Regions from separate parts of the Homo sapiens genome. Here regions 2 and 3 are each linked to region 1. The links are chromatin contacts, found by Hi-C or POLR2A ChIA-PET in ENCODE. All regions are on one chromosome and are shown on one strand. Each heading gives the region's core, a stretch centred on a gene start or an enhancer-like site at or near the end of the contact. The rest is flanking DNA. Distances are from core to core; before and after follow the strand shown.

Region 1 (3,964 bases), core at 1,021-3,520:
CTCTTAAAGGTAACGCTTTCCTTTCCTGTTCACACAGTATTCGATTATTTCAATGGCTACTTTCAGAGGATCAGCTAGAGGCTGATGTGTTGTTTCAATGGTTATATTATTTATGAACTGAGAGTAGAAGAAAAATTTGAGAGCAGGTTTTTGGAAAAAATGAATTTAGACAAATATTTAGTAACTGTATGATATATAACTCCCCAAGGGAACCAACTATGTAGTCTATTAGATACATGATCATTCCTTCTGGACATATTTAAGCAATGAGACAAACAATGCGTTGAGGCATGCCTTGGAGGAAATAAGGCATGAGACTGAAAGCCAACTGGCTTAAGCATTTCAATGGTATGGGAGTTTACTAAGAAACATGCTGAAGTTTCACTATAATAAGCAGAAAAAAGGAATTTACACCAAACTCAAGGAGTTCAGTTTGACCCAATGCAACTTCCAAATAACTGAAAAACTATGAGGGAGCATTTAAAGGTTTCAAGAATGAGTCCAACTGTGTATAGGACTGGATTCTTTAAACAGATTGCTAGTGATTAAACCTCATACAAAAACAGATGCGTCTCACAAATCATATGCCAATTACTGAAATTGGAGGTGAAAATATTCTAGATTTATTTTGGGATATATATATTTTATGGTGTATGGCTCCCAACAGCACATGCCACTGAACTAAATAAAACTTTATGTCAGAACACTTACTTGTGTCATATGTAACCCTTTTGCAAATAATATTCCATTACTACAGATCTGTCCCACTGTTCTCAGAAAATAAAACATGGGAACGTTGGAATGTCTCCTTGCTATAAGATGAAATTATTGGTCATCCCTTTGCTGCTGGGTCTTCTTTGTGTTCAACATGACATTGTAAACCAAAGCAAAATGTTAACAAACCATTTGGAAATAAGTTGGTCTAATTAACTACACATCCAGCTAAAAACGCCTCCTGAAATTGGTTACAAAGTATCTGTAAACATTACTCTGGCATAGTTCATGTATGCATAATTGTTATTCTGATAAATTTTAGGGGAGTACAAATTCGGATTATACCGCACTAGCAGAATGAGCACATTCTGTTGTTTATTACATGGGCACATGTATATTTCTAATCAAAAATTATTTTAAAAGTTTTCTCTATACATATCTTCCCAGGAATAAAAGGCCTGAAGTTCAACACTCCCTAAATTTGCTCTTTCCTACAACCACTAAAAATTATCTCCCACAGCCTAATTTAGGCATTCTATTTAAAACTACATAAAATAGATTTATGTCCTTCCATTAGAAAGAATAACATCCTCAGGCCCTACTCTTCATTTGTATCACAAAGAACATTTTGCTTTTAAACAAACTAATTATTGTATCTATTAGAGTAAGATAGGGTCATCCTAAGTATCACAAGGAGGAAATTCTCTTCCTTCAATATTTGAGTAACACCTTTTACAAGTCCACATCACCTTTTCAATCACCTAATGCTGTGCCCCAGCCAGACTGGAAATTGCTTTCCTTTGTCCACTTCAGATTCAAAGGCCTATATTCCTGTTTGTGATCACGGAAGGTTAAAAAAATCAGACAAGCATCTGTGACACTTCAAAACAAAACCCTGAAAACATTCACTCCCAGTGATCTCCATTGCGACCCCTTCTCACACACTTCCATGGGCTCCTGCAAAATAGTGTCACGAAAACTCACAGTGAAAAATGACTGGTGCATAAACAATTCACACACAAAGGGCCGGGGTCCCTTCTAGTTAGTTTGGCATCTATTTCCCTCAAGGTGGACCCTTGCATTTGACATTTCGTGGTAGCTTAGTTTTGTTTTTTGTTTTTTTTTTTTAAATTTTTTTTGTTTTGTTTTGTTTTTTTTTTTTTGGAAGTGTCAAGGATCAGTTCTGTGGCACCGTTTAACCACAGACTGGGAGCAACACGCATCTGTGGCATTTTAAAATGGAATTGGCAACTGCATGACATTGAAAATGCGTATTACACTTACAGTGTCTAGACTTTCCTATGTGTGCTCAGATACAATTAGTGAAGCAAAAGTATACATATCACCCCTACTGTTACTCAGTTGCTACAGAGCCATAAATGTGAAAAGCAATACTCTGAAATAAAGATTTTTTGTTTTTTTGCCCTAGCCCTACTTAGCAGCACAGTTTAAGTAAACACAAAAACTGTGGTTGAGATGCTTGTCTTTCCAAAGATGTAAACATCAGTCCCAGTGTCGTAAACTTTGCTGTATCGAATGAGACAGAAGATCTGAGGCAGAAGGACAATCACACGCTAGTAACAGAAGCTTGCAAGCAGTTGGAAGGTTTCTGTAGCTTCTCAGCTTCATTTGTCGGGGGCTCCGCGCTCGCTCGGAAGTTGAAGGCTGGACCAGCTCCACCATGGGCCGGGCTCAAAGCGGGGTTCTGACGACGGTTACTTTCAACAATGCTTGATGTGTTGGAAGCCAGGCTCTCCCGAGTACTAAAAGAGCAAAAAGGGTTTGTTTTGTTTTGTTTGGAACATAAATAATTATAAATTGAGCCCCAGAGGAAGAGCAAATGATGTCGTTAATGGATTTCCTCTGTTGGTTCATAATGTCATATCAATATACATCTCGACTGATTATTCACATCTGCCTCTCCACCACTGGCTCCAGAAGCTTCCACAGACATGTAATAATCAGCAGCACACTCAGTGAATAAAGGGTTTTTAAATAGCTAAATGCACTTTGAAATGTCTTCTCCTTTTTTTCACACTCAACGAAACGACTTCAAAATTTGAGGTGATAGCTAGCTATCACAGTGGTTTTTAAAACAGATACTCATAAATACACCTAAGTCATGATTTCATTTCAGGCTGGAAATTCACTGGCATAGCCGCTCCTGAACACACTCGATAATTTTATCCTAATGATTCCATTTTCATTCTGGATTAGCAGATTTCGACTGTGGGGGACTTGAGCATGCCCTTTTTTGGGGGACCCTGGGCATTTGCCGCAAAGATGGGAATAAAATTCACTTTAAACGTTTTATTCCACTGTTTCAAAATTTAACACTTTAGTTAAAATACATTATATTTTCGATAAAGGAACTTCGATTTTTTTTTCCCATTCATTTGTTAAGTTTCCACTCATTTCTGCCCCACTTCGGCAGGATTGTTTTTGTTTGGATTTTTTGTTTTTGTTTTTGTTTTGTTTTGTTTTGTTTTTGGAGTCAAGGTCTTGCTCTGTCCCCCAGGCTGGAGTGCAGTGGTGTGATCTCAGCTCACTGCAACCTCTGCCTCCCAGGCTGAAGCAATCCTCCTACCTCAGTCTCCCGAGTAGCTGGGACCACAGACATGTGCCACCACACCCGGCTAATTTTCGTGTTTTTAGTAGAGACTGGGTTTCCCCATGCTGCCCAGGCTGGTCTCGAACTCCTGAGTGCAAGCAATCCGCCCGCCTTGGCCTCCCAAAATGCTGGGATTATACGTGAAGTATTTTCTTTTTAAAATAATTCGTATAGAATACAGGTGATTTAAAAGCTGTATTATTTTGCTCTCTCTTTTACTTTTTCTAAGTTAGAAACACTTGAATCTATTTCATTGCTTTAAGATATTTAGAACATTTAAGATTTCAAATGTATAGGGCAATGGCAGAAATAAGATGACTGGGCCAGATTGAGAAGAACTGAGTAGCTTTCCTGTGCCAGGGCCTCAATGTGGCTACAAGAAATGTATCAGCTACAGAGATTGAGGAAGCCAGAAGCATTCTCAAAACATCCACTGCATGAGGCAGAGTCAACATTTAGGAAATAGTCTCTGAGAGTTGGTCCCCACAACTGACTTAAGCCTGCTAGAGCTAGTTAACAAGTCAAACTACTACAGCGAAGACATCCTCTCCTCTCTTTCATTCCCATCCTCGGCTGATAGCATCTTTGAATCCTGTACTCTGACAGCCCTTTCCAACAGGTTATTTAAGCCTAACTCCT
Region 2 (4,134 bases), core at 1,414-3,913, 150 kb before region 1:
CATCAACTGCCTGCAGATCCTTCCAGCCCTCTGGTGTCAGGTTACCCCAGCCTCTGAGCTGCCCTTGCTGGTGCTGCGTCCAGCAGAGAGGAGCTTTCCCTTCCATGCTCCATCCAGACTGCATATTTGTGAGCTGAATACATGACTATTGTTTAAGCCACTTGAGGTTTGAGGTTGTCAGTTACACCAAAACAGATAACTGATCCACCCCCTCACTTCAATGTAAGGGGTATACAGTCCAAATAGACACGCCTAAAAGAACCTGCCTGTTTCAGAGAACACTTCTACTGGGAAGGGATTTTGTGACTAAAAGGAACAGATGTAGGTGATGATTATCGGTGGTTGCTAAAACCATTACATGCAGGTTGATAGGAACCTTGACAGTGGATAGATTAGGCTGACACCATCTAAACCCACCAATCCACTTTAACAGACACCACGAGCCACATGGCGTGACGCGAGAGCAAGTACATGGCACCACGTGCAGTGGATTCTTGCCTAAGACACATGGAACCTGAATCTAAGACCTGTAGATCAAACTAGGAGTCTGCAAGAAATACAGGAGACTAAGGAACATGCTAATGGCACCACGAGGATACAATCAGCCTAATCCAGAATATGGGATGTTTTCAGACAGATGACCCAGTTCCCTCCATAAATAAATAGACAAGAATTAATAAAATGGAGGCGAACCATTATCAGTTAAAAGACACTCAAGAAACATAAATAAAATGCATGGGTTTTGTTTGAATGCTGATTCTTTTTTTTTTTTTCCTTCTTTTCTTTTTTGAGACAGAGTCTCACTCTGTCACTCAGGCTGGAGTGCAGTGGTGCAATCTCGGCTCACCACAACCTTCAACTCCCTGGCTCAAGTGATTCTCCTGCCTCAGCCTCCTGAGCAGCTAGTACTACAGGTGCACACCACCACACACAGCTAATTTTTGTATTTCTTGTAGAGACAGGGTTTCACCATGTTGCCCAGTATGGTCTCAAACTCCTGGGCTCCAGAGATCTGCCAGCCTTGGCCTCCCAAAGTGCTGGGATTACAGGCGTGAGCCACCTTTCCCGGCCTGAATGCTGATTCAAATAAACGAATTTCACAGAGGCATTTTAAAGATAATTATGGAAAACTCAATATGGACTGGGTATTGAATGATATTAAATAGTTATATTCATTTTGTTGGGTGTGATAACAAGAGTATGTTTTTTTAAAAGTACCTCAGTACTAGAGACAGGCACAGAAGTATTTATGACTTCAGATGGGATGTCTGGTATTTGCTTTAAAAATATTCCAGTGTGGGGAGGAAGACACAGGAAACCAGGGCGGAGCACTGTCCCGTGTTATCACACTGTTTTGTGCATTCGAATATTTTCATCATAGATAATTTTTAAACTAAATGTAAGCTCTTCGTGAGAGGTAAACGTAGGTAGTCATCACTTTTAACACAAAGTCGCTTGTGAGATTTGCCACCGGTGATTGGCCTTGGAGAAAGGGGCAAAGTCAGGCAGCTAAGGCCCAGTACTCAGAAGCCTCAACTGCGGCCTAGAGCCTTCATCTATAGTGGCTCTCAACTGGTGCCCTCCACAGCCAGGACCCTGCCCAGGAGCTGTGAGCTCAGAGGAGGAGGGCAAGGTGGCCAGAAACGTGATGACGGCAGAGAGAGGAGCCAGGGACAGGCAAAGGAAGCAAGTGACAGAAATCCCAGGCCTGCTGCTCCAGGCAGAGAGAGGGCTGCTGGCTCCTGCAAAAAGAAGCAGGGGTGAGGCAGGAGCCAGGAGAGCAGAACTCACCCTCCCCTGCTGCCCTCCCCGCGGCCCTGGCTGTAGCCCCAGCGTCTCTTCCTGGGGCCATGTCTTCACATGGGGACATTTCTTCCCAGCTCGGCCACCGAGAGGAATGGATTCCTCCAGCATGAAGAATCCTCCCGCCCAGCCTGGATCCTGGAGCCACGGTCACTGTGGCAGGAATGCGGCTCCTCGCTGGCCTGGCTAGGGCTGGATGCCACACTTTGCCCTCTCCCCAGAGCCAGAGAGGTTGGGTCACAGACGCTCCTGAATGGGCCATGCAGGGCGCAGGAGGAATTTCGCCTTTGGAGGAACAAAGGGGTGTTCAAAGTTAAACGTCCACTGCAGTGACCATTACAAATTGTGGTTTAAAAAAATCATAAACTCAACCAAAAGAGGAACTAAGAGAAGGAGGGAAAGAAAGGGCTGGGGTCAAGAATAATAAAATCCCAAATAAGAAGCACATATCCTAAAAGGGAAAATGAAACACAACAAGGGTTAGGAGGGTGGGGTGGGGGAATGAGGAAGCGGGGGGCACAGCACGAGACTCCCAGCCAGGACAGCCCAGGCAAGGCCCCGGCTCCAGGTTCAAGGCCCCGAGGCTCGCGTTTGCTGCAGCGCGTGGCCGCCTGCCCGCCGGCCCTGCCCGGGCTCTGCCTACATTCTCGGCATCTTCAGCACAGTCACAAGCAGCTGTCAGATTCCTGCGAATCCTGGGGGTGGCCTTCAAACCGGGAGAAGCAAACCCAGAATTCAAGGCTGGCCCAGCCTGGCGCCTCTCGGCGGACTACGGGGACGGCTGCGGGCGGTGGTGAAGACCGCAGCCGCCAGCAGAGGGCAGTGGCGGGCCAGCGTGGCCAGGCTCAGAGGGCTCGCTCCTTGCTGTCCGGAGCCCCGCGGGCAGTGTCTGCCTGTAACTTTCACCCCCGTGCAAAGCTTCCAGCTTCCTGTGCAAGGCAGATGCAACGTGGTGCTGCTTTTCTTTTCGTCAAGGGGATTTGAGACTTTTCCTCTGCAAATGGTCTGTAGATATCAAGTAAGAAATGGACTGTCCGGCCCCATCCCTCCCTAGAAGAGGATTTTTCAAAGTGCCATTTTTAAAAGTGGCCTTTTAAAAGGCCCATTTGATAGGATTGGCCTTTTCCGCGCCAGACATCGTGCGGAAGACATCGTGCCAAAGCTTTCCCTACCTGAAACCACTTAACTCTGAAAAAAGGTATGATTATCTCCATTTTTCAGAGGAGGAAACTGAGGATCAATAAAGTGGAATGAGTCGTGTGAGGTGGCTGGGATGGGATTTGAACTCTGGTTTGCTGGGCTCCAAAATTCCTTCCACTTAGGCCACATGGTTTTCACAGGTCCTCAGTTCCTGCCAGTTCTCATCCTACCTGTTCCTTCTGTTTTTAACTCAAAAATCTCCCCTATTCCCGTGGAGTCTACCGCTTGGACTGGGAAACTATCAGAAGGATGCAGCCCCCTTGAGTTGCTCTTTGATCCCTAAAGCAGATTATCTGTCAACAGCTTTTATGCAAAGAGCACCCAAGGAGGATTATAGACGTGAATCACTGAATGAGACCCAGTGTCTGCTCCCAGCACCATCTGTTGATATGCAGATCACCGGTGATCATTGATCAGGACAAACCAGCTGCGGCTGCTGTGAAGTTAACTCCTGAGACTTGAGAGGCTGCTCTCACTTCTCTATGGGCGCACCTGGCCCGAGGCCGTGAACTTGGGCAGGCCAGCATCATACCTACGTCACATATTCTAGCAATGACAAACAAAACTAACCAAGCTAGCAAAAATGAGCTTGCTTCCACTTGTTTCTTTCCCCCCAAAAAAGCGGGCGGGGGATGGTTGACTGATGGGTTCGTACTTGATTGAGCTGGTAACGTCCCTGATTAGTTCACACTCCTTAAGAGCTGGGTTCCATCATTCTCTATCAATTCCCGGCATTAAAAGTTGATCCACTAATATTCTGGTAACTAGTCTCTTCTGTTTGAAATCATCACTCATTGGCCATTCTAAGTTCTACTCCAGTTGAAAAGCTTGATCCCACTTTGGGAGGCCAAGGGGGGCGGATCACCTGAAGTCAGTAGTTTGAGACCAGCCTGGCCAACATGGTGAAAGCTGTCTCTACTAAAACTACAAAAATTAGCCGGGCATGGTGGTGGATGCCTGTAATCTCAACTACTCGGGAGACTGAGGCAGGAGAATAGCTTGAACCCAGGAGAAGGAGGTTGCAGTGAGCCGAGATCGCACCACTGCACTCCAGCCTGGGCACCAGAGTGAGACTCTGTCTCAAAAAATAAAGAAAGAAAAGCTATCCTAAATGTGCTTTTTTTTACTGAG
Region 3 (3,943 bases), core at 974-3,473, 170 kb after region 1:
ATGGGAACACATCGTATAAAGATGTAACTTAATAAAGCACATATGCAGAGGAGAACTGTAAATCTGCAGCAGAATGAGAGATTGCATTCCCAAAGCATTGAATGGTGGATGGTCCCCTGGAGAATACTTCTCTTTTTGCTGTATCCTCTCCACATCACTTCTCTATTATCTTCATGGCCTTTACAGGTATGTGAGTTTGCAACTCCCTTGTTCAAAACTGCTGCCAGATTAGCACACTTCTGCTTAGAAGCCTCAGATGGCTCTCCACTTCCAGCAAAAAAAAATTCAAGCTTTATGGCCTGGCATCAAAGACCTGGAAGATGTGTTTCTTTTCCATCTTTTTGTCCTCATCTCTAATAATTCCATGTGATATATTCTATCTTCAAGGTAAATTGAACCACTGACTGTTCCTATTTCCATTCTTCCCATGCCATATCCCACCTGGCTTAAGCTTTTCTGAAGCTTTTCCGGCTCTGGATGGAATGATCTTCCCCTGCCCTGAAAGTGCACAGTCCATCCATCCCTATCCCTAGTCCTTATGCCCTTTATCCATCCCCTACCCAGAAGCCATCTCTCCGTCTTCTGGACTCCTGTACCACTTTAGCTGAACTTCTGTGATTGTACGTATTACTGTCTATTTTGTATTTACCTATGGTGGACATTTCTTATCTCTCCTTTTTAAACTATTATAGAGCCATCTCTACAGTTTGGAAAGGTCACCTGATTGGGAATCTAAGGAACTGTGCTACAGGCAGCCTTGGGGAGACTATTATGTTTTCTATGTTTTAGTTTCATCATGAATGAAATGGAACCAACATCTGCTTCATGAGATTCTTATGAGGATGTAATGATGTCATTTGTAATCTGTAAAGCACTGTGCACATGTGAAATAACATTTTAGCCTTGGGGTCAGAGTCCATGTTTTAGTCAACTTTGTATGTCTAACAAATTACTCAAGACATAGTAGGCGAGGTGCTCAATACACTTTTGTAAAATGAATGAACATGCTAACTCCTTGGTGAGATGAAGCTGAATCATTTAAACCAATCTACACGCATTTTCATTAATAATCTTACAGTCCTACCTACAGTCTCTCCCAGAGGTAAATAATGAAAGAACTTTTTAATAACTGCAATTAAATGACCCACCTTGAGTTTTAACACAATCAATGGCTTATTTTATTACTAACATGACTTTTTTGATATCCCTGAGGTAAAAATTCTCTGTACTCAGGGCTATTTTTTCACAATTCACACAATTTGACAACCAAATTGTCAAAAGTAAGAGAAAAAGAGGTGACTCCATTTAGTAAAGCAAAACAATACCCTGCTTTTATTTTTAAAATATTTTTAATATAAAAGGATTGTTTGAGTGAGTAAAACTGATAATTTTATAGTAAAATAAATCAATGCTCACCATGGTTTCACTCAGCTACAAATGTCAGGCAACCTAAAGAGAGAAATGAGTTCTCAGGTTTTTTTTCTAGGAAAACAATTGTTGCTTTCCTGAAGACATTTTTCAGTACCAAAATATTCAACCGGAACATGGGAACTCTCCAAGACAGTGTTAAGGGTTGGAGGAAGAAAATGACTGCCATCCTCATATCTACTTGCAATGGGGTGTCCCTTTTTCAGAGATTTATATTCCAGAATACCAACAAATACAAATTCACCAAATTGAATAATAATTTTGTTTTTTTAAGAAACAATTATTAGATTGCTTTTAAAAAGATTAGAAATTCGGATTGGGTAGAAGAACACTGGGAGTAGATGCAATTAAATAAGTAACATTAAAGAAAAGTAAACATAATTTATTTTCAGAATTTTACACCTACACTACATAAACTATGATTTACGTATAAAAAATTAAGTAAGTAAAAGCAAAAGTACAGAACTGTGGGTCAACTATAATTACAATTATTATAAGATACAGTGACGTATGAAGAAAAGAACATGGATTATGGAATTAAAGATGAGTTTCTCATCCTTTTGAAATGTTCTTTCATGGTATTACCTTTATAATAACTAAAACTCAAAGAAGAAAAAGAGCCGAGAGTATCTTTTTGCTAAAATCAGAAAAAATCAAAACAATATTTCATCATATGTGAAAATTATATGGAATCCAAATTTTGGCATGCACAGAGCTTTACTGGAACACAGCCACGCTCATGCGATTTCCATAATGTCCCTGGCTGCTTTTGTGCCACGGCAGCAGAGCTGAGTAGTGGTGACAGAGACCATATGGCCCCACAGTCGAAAGCATACACTATCTAGCCCTCTGTGGAAAAAGTTTGCCAACTCCTGATCTAAAGTTCAGTGCCCAGGAAGGTACACAATGTTTCTGTCTACATTTGTGGCTGAACAAGTCTAAAAATTGAGTGGAAATATTTAGTACTTAAGCATAAAAATGATTTCATCTTCTATTTTGGTGTTTTTCACACTGAGTTCTGCGGAGTCCTACGGGTCAGGGTGACGTCTCTGTGTGAACTGTGTGGCCAAGGTTCTGAGATTCTTCTCCCTCCTCCCAAAAAGAGTCATTCTGCTTTTATCCTTGCAGATTGGGATACCACCTGCAATTTTATTTTAAAAACATTTTTCTTTTTCTTTTTCTTTTTCTTTTTTTTTTTTTTTTGAGATGGAGTCTCGCTCTGTCTCTCAGGGTGGAGTACGGTGGCGCGATCTTGGCTCGCTGCAACCTCTGCCTCCTGGGTTCAAGCAATTCTCTGCCTCAGTCTCCCGAGTAGCTGGGATTACAGGCACCTGCCACCATGCTTGGCTGATTTTTGTATTTTTTAGTAGAGATGGGGTTTCGCCATCTTGGCTAGGCTGGTCTTGAACTCCTGACCTTGTGATCCACCCGCCTTGGCCTCCCAAAGTGCTGGGATCACAGGCGTGAGCCACCACACCCGGCCTGAATAACATTTTTATTTCAAAAAAAAAAAAAAAGAATTTAAAACTCACTGTGACCTATTTTATCTATGAGAGATGACTGCAGTGTCAAGCAAGTTTCAAAGGCCATATATGAAAAGGAACCATTATGAACCTAAAACCACACAAAACCGGACTGAAAACCAATCAGCCCTATTTGCTGAGCACTATGTCGTGAAATGAAACATAGGCAGCCAACATGGTGTATGAGGACTTCAGTTTTCTCACAGAGCACTTTCCTCCACCACAGCTTAACCCCATGTGCACACGGCCCTGCTGTATACTTTATTAAATATATAAAATTACAGAGCAATTTGATTCACATTCCTGTATTATTGCCACACATCCATTTTCCTGGGGTTAGCGAAATCAAAAACTAAAGAAACTACAAACAGGGTGGCAGAGTACCTATAATTTATTTTTATAACTAATGAGCCATTAACAGGTACTTGAGGAGGTAATTAAAGGGAAATTGATAGGAGCTGACTGTGAGGCTTGAAGTTTTCATGTTTGCTTTTTTAGTAAAGCAATAGTCTTCTATACTCCATTCAAAGCATCTGAAAAATGAGTTTAGCCACGTCGTATGGAACTAGTAAACTGATATAGACTAGGTTCCATCTAAAAAAGCAGATCTAAGACATTCCTACAAAGACTGAGTTTTGCTGAATGCCTGGGGCAGCCAGTAAGAAGACTGGTCTCTTCAACACTCAAATCTGGAAAGGTGGTAAGAGCTACTAGGGAAATGAGGAATTACCTGTGTGATATTTTAATGAATATATGTGGCAATGAGCATGAAAGGATCAAGTGGCTTCATTATCCATCTAACTTTTCTTACAGGGATTATATGAGGAAATTCATTACTTAAGCCACACACTGGCAAGGACACAGCCCTTGCTGAAAGTAAGGCTGGTATTAATAATTCCACAGTCAAGTTTTTTTTTCCCATATAAATGACTCTTTCAAATTGTATGACTCTATGGGAAAATTAAATTCCCACCATAAGCATTTACCTTACC

The links. Hi-C counts contacts between places; a loop is a spot of excess contacts on that map. ChIA-PET counts read pairs that join two places held with the same protein, here RNA polymerase II (POLR2A). Pooled maps may share reads with other maps.
Region 2: a pooled map shows a loop between it and region 1 (2.1-fold over the local background). The contact joins two enhancer-like sites. A Hi-C loop is called at or near these places in 1 of 37 single-sample maps with no recorded cell type and 2 of 50 pooled maps. POLR2A ChIA-PET finds 5 or more read pairs at or near these places in 3 of 52 experiments (IMR-90, OCI-LY7 and Panc1).
Region 3: a map of IMR-90 shows a loop between it and region 1 (2.4-fold over the local background). The contact joins two enhancer-like sites. A Hi-C loop is called at or near these places in 3 of 168 maps with a recorded cell type or tissue (IMR-90, Right ventricle myocardium inferior and prostate gland) and 4 of 50 pooled maps. POLR2A ChIA-PET finds 5 or more read pairs at or near these places in 1 of 52 experiments (BJ).

The regions. Positions count from the first base shown.
Region 1 is chr4:184,015,602-184,019,565 of GRCh38, reverse strand. It overlaps STOX2 (storkhead box 2), which reads right to left. Exons shown (of 4, transcript NM_020225.3): 4 at 1-2,477. The coding sequence ends at 2,282. Among named protein-coding and RNA genes, the nearest start is that of STOX2, 110 kb to the right of the region's middle. RefSeq lists an enhancer at 1,879-2,378. Within about 2 kb of position 2,270, at least 4 of the 41 ENCODE cell types and tissues checked have a DNase peak (open chromatin) inside an H3K27ac peak, as active enhancers do.
Region 2 is chr4:184,167,085-184,171,218 of GRCh38, reverse strand. The region is part of intron 1 of ENPP6 (ectonucleotide pyrophosphatase/phosphodiesterase 6); the gene reads left to right. Among named protein-coding and RNA genes, the nearest start is that of ENPP6, 49 kb to the left of the region's middle. RefSeq lists enhancers at 1-475, 2,336-2,385, 2,526-2,575, 3,036-3,807. Within about 2 kb of position 2,663, at least 2 of the 41 ENCODE cell types and tissues checked have a DNase peak (open chromatin) inside an H3K27ac peak, as active enhancers do.
Region 3 is chr4:183,841,836-183,845,778 of GRCh38, reverse strand. It overlaps a transcript of STOX2 not described here. Among named protein-coding and RNA genes, the nearest start is that of STOX2, 62 kb to the left of the region's middle. Within about 2 kb of position 2,223, at least 3 of the 41 ENCODE cell types and tissues checked have a DNase peak (open chromatin) inside an H3K27ac peak, as active enhancers do.